Regions from separate parts of the Homo sapiens genome. Here region 1 is linked to region 2. A link is an interaction called in ENCODE POLR2A ChIA-PET data of the cell type or tissue named here. Cell type or tissue: PC-3. All regions are shown on one strand. Region 1 has its middle 550 kb from the start of LNCARSR. Region 2 overlaps TLE4 (TLE family member 4, transcriptional corepressor).

The links. Peaks named below come from ENCODE experiments on the same cell type or tissue, not always from the same donor. Only the 100,000 strongest peaks of a DNase experiment are listed, where the experiment ranks them.
Region 1: POLR2A ChIA-PET joins it to region 2 with 6 read pairs; 1 of 35 experiments calls an interaction of 5 or more read pairs at or near these places.

The regions. Positions count from the first base shown.
Region 1 is chr9:79,019,352-79,023,351 of GRCh38, forward strand. No RefSeq gene overlaps it. Among named protein-coding and RNA genes, the nearest start is that of LNCARSR, 550 kb to the right of the region's middle. RefSeq lists an enhancer at 3,092-4,000. In PC-3, no CTCF peak of the experiment used is centred here; a DNase peak (open chromatin) is centred at 1,930; H3K27ac peaks cover 3,208 bases.
Region 2 is chr9:79,662,463-79,666,462 of GRCh38, forward strand. All of the region lies in intron 8 of TLE4 (TLE family member 4, transcriptional corepressor), which reads left to right. Among named protein-coding and RNA genes, the nearest start is that of TLE4, 92 kb to the left of the region's middle. RefSeq lists an enhancer at 1-1,157. In PC-3, no CTCF peak of the experiment used is centred here; a DNase peak (open chromatin) is centred at 2,229.

The DNA.
Region 1 (4,000 bases), 640 kb before region 2:
GATTGAGCATTATTTTTTAATAATCCAAGACTATCAAAGACGTATTAGCCTCTCAGCATGAAGTCAAGTGATTAAACTATAAAGAATTATAGAATTAATCTGTTGTTATCCATAAATAGCATAGTATATATTCTTTCATTATAAGACGCAAACCTGAAGTCCAAGCTACTGCAGAATATTTCACTTCTGATCTAATGAGTTTGGAAAATTTTCACTTCTCCTTGTGTTTCCACTAATTTTACTCCATCTTCTTTTGTTACCCCTTGAAATAACTTATATTTAAACCAAGTTAGGATTAGAATCACTAAAGCTGTACATTATAAGAGTAGAGTTTAGGTTGGGCGCGGTGGCTCACAAATCTCAGCACTTTGGAAGGCCAAGGCAGGCAGATCACTTGAGGTCAGAAGTTTGAGACCAGCCTGGTCAACATGTTGAAACCCCATGTCTACTAAAAATACAAAAATTAGCCGGGTGTGGTGGTGGGCACCTGCAATCCCAGCTACTCAGGAGGCTGAGGTAGAAGAATCACTTGAACCCAGAAGGTGGAGGTTGCAGTGAGCCAAGATCGTACCACCGCACTCCAGCCTGGGCAACAAAGTGAGACTCTGTCTCAAACAAAAACAAAAACAAAAACAGTTGAGTTTAAGGAACATTTCAGGGGGAGGATGCATACACTAACGAATAAGAACAAAATCTCTTTCTGCAAAGCAGTCTAGCAGTTTTTGGTCAAATTAAATATTCTTATAAGCTATGACCCATAACTCCTACTCTCAAGTCCCTAGCTTAGATGGCATCTCATACAGCTCCACAAAGGGAATGTGTAGATATTATTTAAGCACTGTTAGTGTGGTGGAGAGAGTTAGAGGAAACTCAGTGTCTTTCACCAGAGGAATGGATAAATATCTTGATTTGAATACAGTGCGACTGCTCTAAGAAAAGCCGGAATTACGGTGACTTAAACAAGACAGAGATGTATAGATCTCCATGTAACAGAGATCTGAGTGTCGGAAGTCCAAGGCTAATATGGCAGCTGCATGGTTTCTGTGGCTAACATTCCCTCTCTTCTGGTTCTCTGCCAACTTAGCACTTACTCTGCCTCCTAGTCTAAAATGATTGCTCTGGCTGCAGCTGGTGGGAGGAGGGGAAAGAAAAAGTGGAGGGCATACCACTTATATTTAAGAGTATTCCTAGAAGTCTGACACCTGTCTAACACTCGTATCTCATTATTCAGAACGTAAGTCACATGGCCACACCTAGCTTCAACAGATGCTGGGAAGTGAAATTCCTAACTAAATGGCCATGTGCTCAGCTGCCCATCACTATTAAAGGAAGAAGAAGGAATGGCTATTAGAGAAGAATTAGGCCTTTCTGATGTTGTAAGATTGTAATAAATAAATATTGTTGAATAAAACACGGCAACAGTTAGAACCAATGTATTCCAGCAATATGGATTGTTCTTAAAAAAAGAATACAGAGTGAAAAAAAAAGCAAAAACAGAACAAAAATGGGCTAATACATAATACACACAGATATGTAATTCATTCTTAAAAACAAGTATGGAACCTCAAAAGGACAATAATATTGTGCTAAGAAATGAAAGTTTTGCCAGTCAAATCTACACACTCAAATCTAGTTCTCATCATGTGGTCTACTGAAAATTACATAAATATTTTAGGGCCTATTTTTTCGTATCTGAAAATTTAATTATACTCATGAGGGTAAGATAAGCTTCTATACTTAAAATATTTATTACAGTGCTTGATACAGTAAATTCTCAATAGAGATTAGCTGTTATTACTATGTCTTTTTTATTAGAAATTGCATGAATGTATAAGATCAGAACTTTGTGTAAAGTTGACTCTTGGTAAATGTTGGTTGGATGCATGACTATAGAACAAAGAGTGTATTGAACACACAGAGAGGAATGAGCTGGGAAGTATTAAATCACATATCAAATATTTATTTAATACCTCATATGTGTCAGGCCCCTGGGATACACAAGTAAGTTAAAACTAGCATAGACGCTACTCAGTGCTGGAGAAAGGCAATTAAAAATCATACAAATACATGTAAAAATTTCAATTGCTATAAATTCAAGGAAGAAGAGAGACACTCTTCTATGTGTGTCATATATATATACATATACATATATGTGTATATACTGTATATGCATGCATTTATTTATAAATTTATGTTTATTGTATTTATATAATAAATATATGCATATATACACAATATATACATATGTATGTTAGTATTCATACATACATAAATATATGAGTGTGTATGCATATGTGTGTGTGTGTGTGTATTCCTTTCTATGTAAGTTATGCTTAAATTGACATATAATTAGGAAATAACTATTAACTAGAAAAAAAATCAGAGAGAAGAGCATTCCAGGCAGAAGTAACAGCATAGGAAAATGCACTGTTGCAGCCAAGGCACGGAAAATATAGTGGACTGAAAGAAAACCAGTGGGAATGGAGTGGAAAAAAACAAGAGAACAAGTGCTATGAGTTGACAGAATAGGTACAGGTGAGGCCATATAGGAGACAAAGGCTATTGGAAGGGGCTTTGTCTTTACTTTATAGAAAGGGATACTGTATTAGTTTCCTATTGCTGCTATAAAAAATTAGCACAAACTTAGTGGCTTAAAACAACACGAATATATTCTCTGATTATAGTTCTGGAAGTCAGAAGTCTAAGATCAGTTTCACTGGGTTAATATCAAAGTGTTGGCAAAGCTGGTTCTTCTCAAGGCACTGAGGAGAGGACCTGTTTCCTTACTTTTTCGGCTTCTAGTGGCCACCTGTATCTTTTGACTTGCGCCTCATTCTCTGTCTTCAAAGTGCGTCATCCCAATCTCTGATTCTGTCATCACAGCACCTTCTGCTTTGACCCTGAACTCGCCTGTCTCTTTTTTATAAGGACCATTGTGAGTCTATCAGGCCCATCCAGATGATACGTGATAATCTACCCATCCAAAGTTCCTAATTAATCACAATTGCAAAGTCTCTTTTGCCATATAAGGTAGCATTTTGTTTCTGAAGATTAGGACATGGACATAATGGGGGGGCTGGTATTCAGCCTACCGCAGAAGCCATTGAATTTGTTCAAGCAGGGAAAAGGGCACGTTCAGATTTGTGTTTTTAAAAGATTCTCCAGTTTTCTTGTAAAGGATGAATAGAAAGAGGGCCAAGTATGTTTGTGAACCAGTTTGGGAGGCCAATGCTGGGTTCTGGCAAGGGAAGCAGAAAAATAACTTCGTAACAAAGAAGGGAAAATAACATTTTGGCTAAAAGAATGCAAGACTGTTAGAGGTAAAAAGAAGTTTAGAGAACACTATCAGTGCTGTACTGGGTCTGGTTTGGTACTAGATTGCAAGAGCTGAAGTGTTCACCTATCCCAGCTCCACATTCAGTGGCATGTTGATAGCTTGGTATTGGCCACGGGGGGAGTATTTACACCATGGAAATTGGCCAACACTACAAATCAGGACATTTTTTCCCCCAAAGATCCAATGTCACAGAGTACTCCACTGACATTATGTAACCTACCAATTGAGCTAAGTCGTCTCCCTCTCTTCCAGGGGTCTGCTTCCAGTAATATCAAGCTCACTCCTAATCCTGCTGTTGAACAGTCCTGATTCTTAGAAGTTTCTTTGTGGAGACAGACCAAATGCTAATAGTGGCTGATTTTTCAGGTTAGGAATTTTTCCTTCCACTTCAGTGTTTTCTATGAGTTTTACAGTAAGCATGCAATACTTTTATAATTAGAAAACAAGTCAGCTTTACTTTTAAGTATTCATTAAAAAAACTACCAACTACCACATGAACGAGGACATGATGGCAAACTTGTTTTATGGTACGGATGACTAGTTTATGATCTAATCACTAAAAAATGTTTTCCTAGCCACCAGCTATGTGTGAGTTAGTCTTTGAATTTCTTGTGGAATTTGTTACAAGGCTTGGTCTCTTGATATATGTTCAAGACAGGGAGG
Region 2 (4,000 bases):
TATCTTTTTTTAAACTTCTGTTTTTGTGAGCGACATTTGGCCTTTTGAACAACAAAATAAAATTGGAAATGCTAATGTTTTGAGCCAACTAAAGGAGGAAAATAAAAATGTCACCATGGTAACAAAGCTGCTTTCTAGATGGTTTCCTAAGATATGCCTGAACTAGAAGCAGATGTCTGATTTGAGAATCTTGCCTCCTTCGATGTAAACAAATAACTTCTGGGCAGGTGTTGGAAATAATATGGAAATCCTATTAAGGGGCCCCGGGTTCCTGTCAGTCAGGAAACCCGTGCCACAAAAGGGCTGGTTGTCGCATAAAGGAGCAGAGTAAATTCTCATTAGGCTTGAGCTTTTCCCAGGAAATGATTGTCTCCGTGTGTTCTTTCTCCTGTGAATCTGAATGTAAGCTGTTGCTTCTATTGATCTATTCACTGGCTTTATTTTTCTCCTCTTCATTCCAGATCCTCCCTCGCCCCCACAAGCCTGTGTTCTCCCCCTCACCCACCCCTTCCCTTTAGATTAACACTTGATCTGTGCTACTGCTCTGAGAGTCGTGACATTTGTGATTTTAACCTCCCAACCTGGGTGGGGGTGGGGGTGGGGGTGGGGGTGGAGAAGGAGGGGAAAGTTAGTCTTGTTCCCTCAGCCTTTTTCACAAAGACTCTGGCTGATTGGGACTCGCACAGCTAGCGGCAACGGCAATCATGAAGACCATTCTGTGTACATTTACTTGAAGTTATATTTTTATGAATTAAGCAGAAACTAAAAGCTTGAAGAGACAGCTTTTTAGGAACTTTTAAAAACATAGATAGTTGTCTGGTAAGCCTCTGAGGCTGCCCTGTCCAATATGGTGTAGCCACTAGTCACATGAAGCTATTTAAAGTTAAAATGAAATAGAATTTTCAAACCCATTTTCCCAGTTATATTAGCCACATATCGAGTCCTTAGTAGCCACACGTGGCTGTAGAAACTGCCAAAACGGCAGAGATACAGAACCTTCCCACTGCTGCAGAGAGTTCTATTGGATGATGCTGCGTCTCTGACAGACTCTGATGAGGCTTGCTGGTTCTGACATTCCTTCTGGCTAAAACTGACTCCTGATACTCAAAAGCAAGGTTCCCCTGGTTTCATAGAAAACAAGGCATGTGTGTATTCGGGTTTGGGTGGTTGATGTGGTTAGCTGCACTAATATAGTAGTGATCTTTAAATGGTTGTAGATTTTTTTTTTTTGGTCACGGAACTGGTTGAGCAATATAAACATGGGTCTTCCCAAAATGGACCCCTAAGAGATGCAATTTAATGTTTCTAGATAGAAAGTTGTGGCAGTTTTGGGGGGAAGGGAGGAGTGCTTGAAAGCTATGCATAAGGGTGCTCTTTATAATACTCAGAAGGTTAAATGTGGATAAACACAAAACAAGGCTTCAGAAAAGCCACACTATTATTATGCAGCGTTTCTCGGACTATAGTCCCCGAGACGCACTTCATAAAGCCAATAAAGCGCGCACTGGTGGTCTCCCGTTGCCCTAGCAACGGGCCACGGGGCACAGTGTATGTGAAATGCATGAACATCTGTGAATTAATCTTTTTTAGTTTGTTCTTTTCTTGGCACTGATTGGACCACTCGGGCTTGTGCCTGTGACACTGCGTGCAGAGGGGTAATCTGGAGCAGTCCCCAGGGCCTTGCCCTAAAGTGGATAGTGGAATGGAAAGTGAAGGGAGATTTATCCCGGCAGTGCATTCAGCAGTGCAGGGATTTAGCCTGACAGCACTCTCAGCGGGATGTTATTAGCTTACTTTCTGGTGCATGGGGAAATGAATAAAAATTTTTCTAGTAAATCTGGGCATTATTGGGTTTATTGGGTTGCCCTGAAAAAATAATCTGCAGAGAAAATTGAAATAATCACTTGTGTTTGTACCACAGTTATCAGGACTTGAAAGCTGAGTTATTCCACATCCTTGGCCCAGCCCCCGCCTCAGGGATTATAACCAAACCATATTGGACTGTCACTGCTCTGAATGAGACTCCTGAATTGGATGCGTAGGCTGGAATCTGATTTGATGATAAAATCTGTTAGTAACCTAGTCTGACCTTATTTAGGGAAATTTTAAACTAAGCTGGTGACATTTTTGCCTTTGGGAGAATAGAGCAAATAATGACTAAATACGTAAGCGTCCAGGAACAGTACTTTTGTTAGTTAGTCCCCCACCCCTGACCTCTTCTGTTCTTTCCCTCCTCCTGCCTCCCGCTGCCACTTCTTCCCTCCCTCTTTTCAAATTGCCATCCTCCTTCTAGACTTCAGCATGACTGTACAGACTGTGTTCAGTTCCTCCTGTCAATACCAGATGTTCACTTGTAAACTGTTTTGCTCACCCTTGTCATTTTCAATTCCCTTCTCTTTTCTTCCTTTTTTCTCTTTGTGCCTCCCTTTTTTTTTCTCTCTCCATTCTTCCTTATGGGTCAACCCTCTTTCCTGGGGAGAAATGAAAGAAGAATATTACATATGAAATGTTTCACGATGGATGTAGTCTATTTGGTTAATTGTTAGGGTGAAAATTTCCTTTATAACAAATGTATTAAAACAGAAGTTCGATTGCATTAGTACTGAAAGGTATTTAGGTGGGAAGAACTCCTTGTCAATTCTGTATATGTTTTCCTTTGATTATTAAAAAGGCACAGCTATACCTCTGTATGTAGCTGAGAGATTTTTCTGATTTGTTTTTTGTTAGACAACTGACTAAAAATTATATTAATGGTTCCTGACTTTGAAACCTGTTGGTATTGACAGATGAACTTGCAGTCCAAATAAAATATTTAAATCAGTAGGTATTGATTCAGCAGCTGGAGGGCAAACAGGCCTGTACTGCATTGGGGGTGCACAGTAAAGATTAGATACAATCCCTTCCTTCAAATCATGTTCCTGTTAAAATATGGAATTGCGATATGCTGCCTTCTGAGTAGAATAAAATATATTAATGGATCGTTCCTCTTCATTTCTCAGAGCTTCTGGTGAGTCCTGAATTCTTTAAAATGTGCATATAAAACCAGTTTATGATGATGGGAGGACTAGCTCTGAAGGCAGTCTTCCCAGGAAGCTGCCCGGGCTGATGTGCAAATGCATGCAAACATGAACCTTTAGCAAACACTGACAGTAATGCCAGTGGCAACGTTCTGTCGACTCCCAATCGGGATATGGGCCTTTTACTCGAATTCAGAAAGTGTTTTGTAGGAATCGGCAAAACAATTGAACTACAGAGCTAAAATATTTATCATCTGATTTTTTGGCACTTGAATACCCTCACTTGCTTTTCAGGTGGTTTCTCTGTTTTCAAAATTAGTAAATAATTTTATTTGTTTTTTTGCTGCTCCCATTTAGCTCTGATGATATTTTCTTCTTTCAAGAGTATTTTTAAAAATTGCCAGCTTTCTAGTTGTTACTTGAAGCCAGCTTCAGAAGTAGAACAGTTAACACGGATTATTAGAGACCTTTAGAAGGAAGTAAAATTCTCAAATTTTATTTCTATGTCTTGGACTGTTATTTGGTTTTTGAAAGCACAATTTTTTATGCCAAGAACTAAAAATCTGTAGACACTGGTGGTAAAAAGTAGAAATTCCACAATTACAAGTGGCAGTGAGTAAACTGGCTAGAGTGAGAAGCAGGAATGAGGTGGAATGAGTATGAATCTCTGCTGTTTCCTTCATCTGTGTGTGTGTGTGTGTGTGTGTGTGTGTGTGTGGGTGGGGTTTTTTTTTTTTGTTTTTTTTTTTTTTTTTTTTTTGAGAAGGAGTCTCCCTATGTCACCCAAGCTGCTGCTGGAGTGCAGTGTCATGATCTCGGCTCACTGCAATCTCTGTCTCCTGGGTTCAAACGATTCTCCTGCCTCAGCCTCCCAAGTAACTGGGATTATAGGCACGTGCCACCACACACCTGGATAATTTTTTGTTTTTGGTATTTTTTAGTAAAGATGTGGTTTCACCATGTTGGCCAGGCTGGTTTCGAAC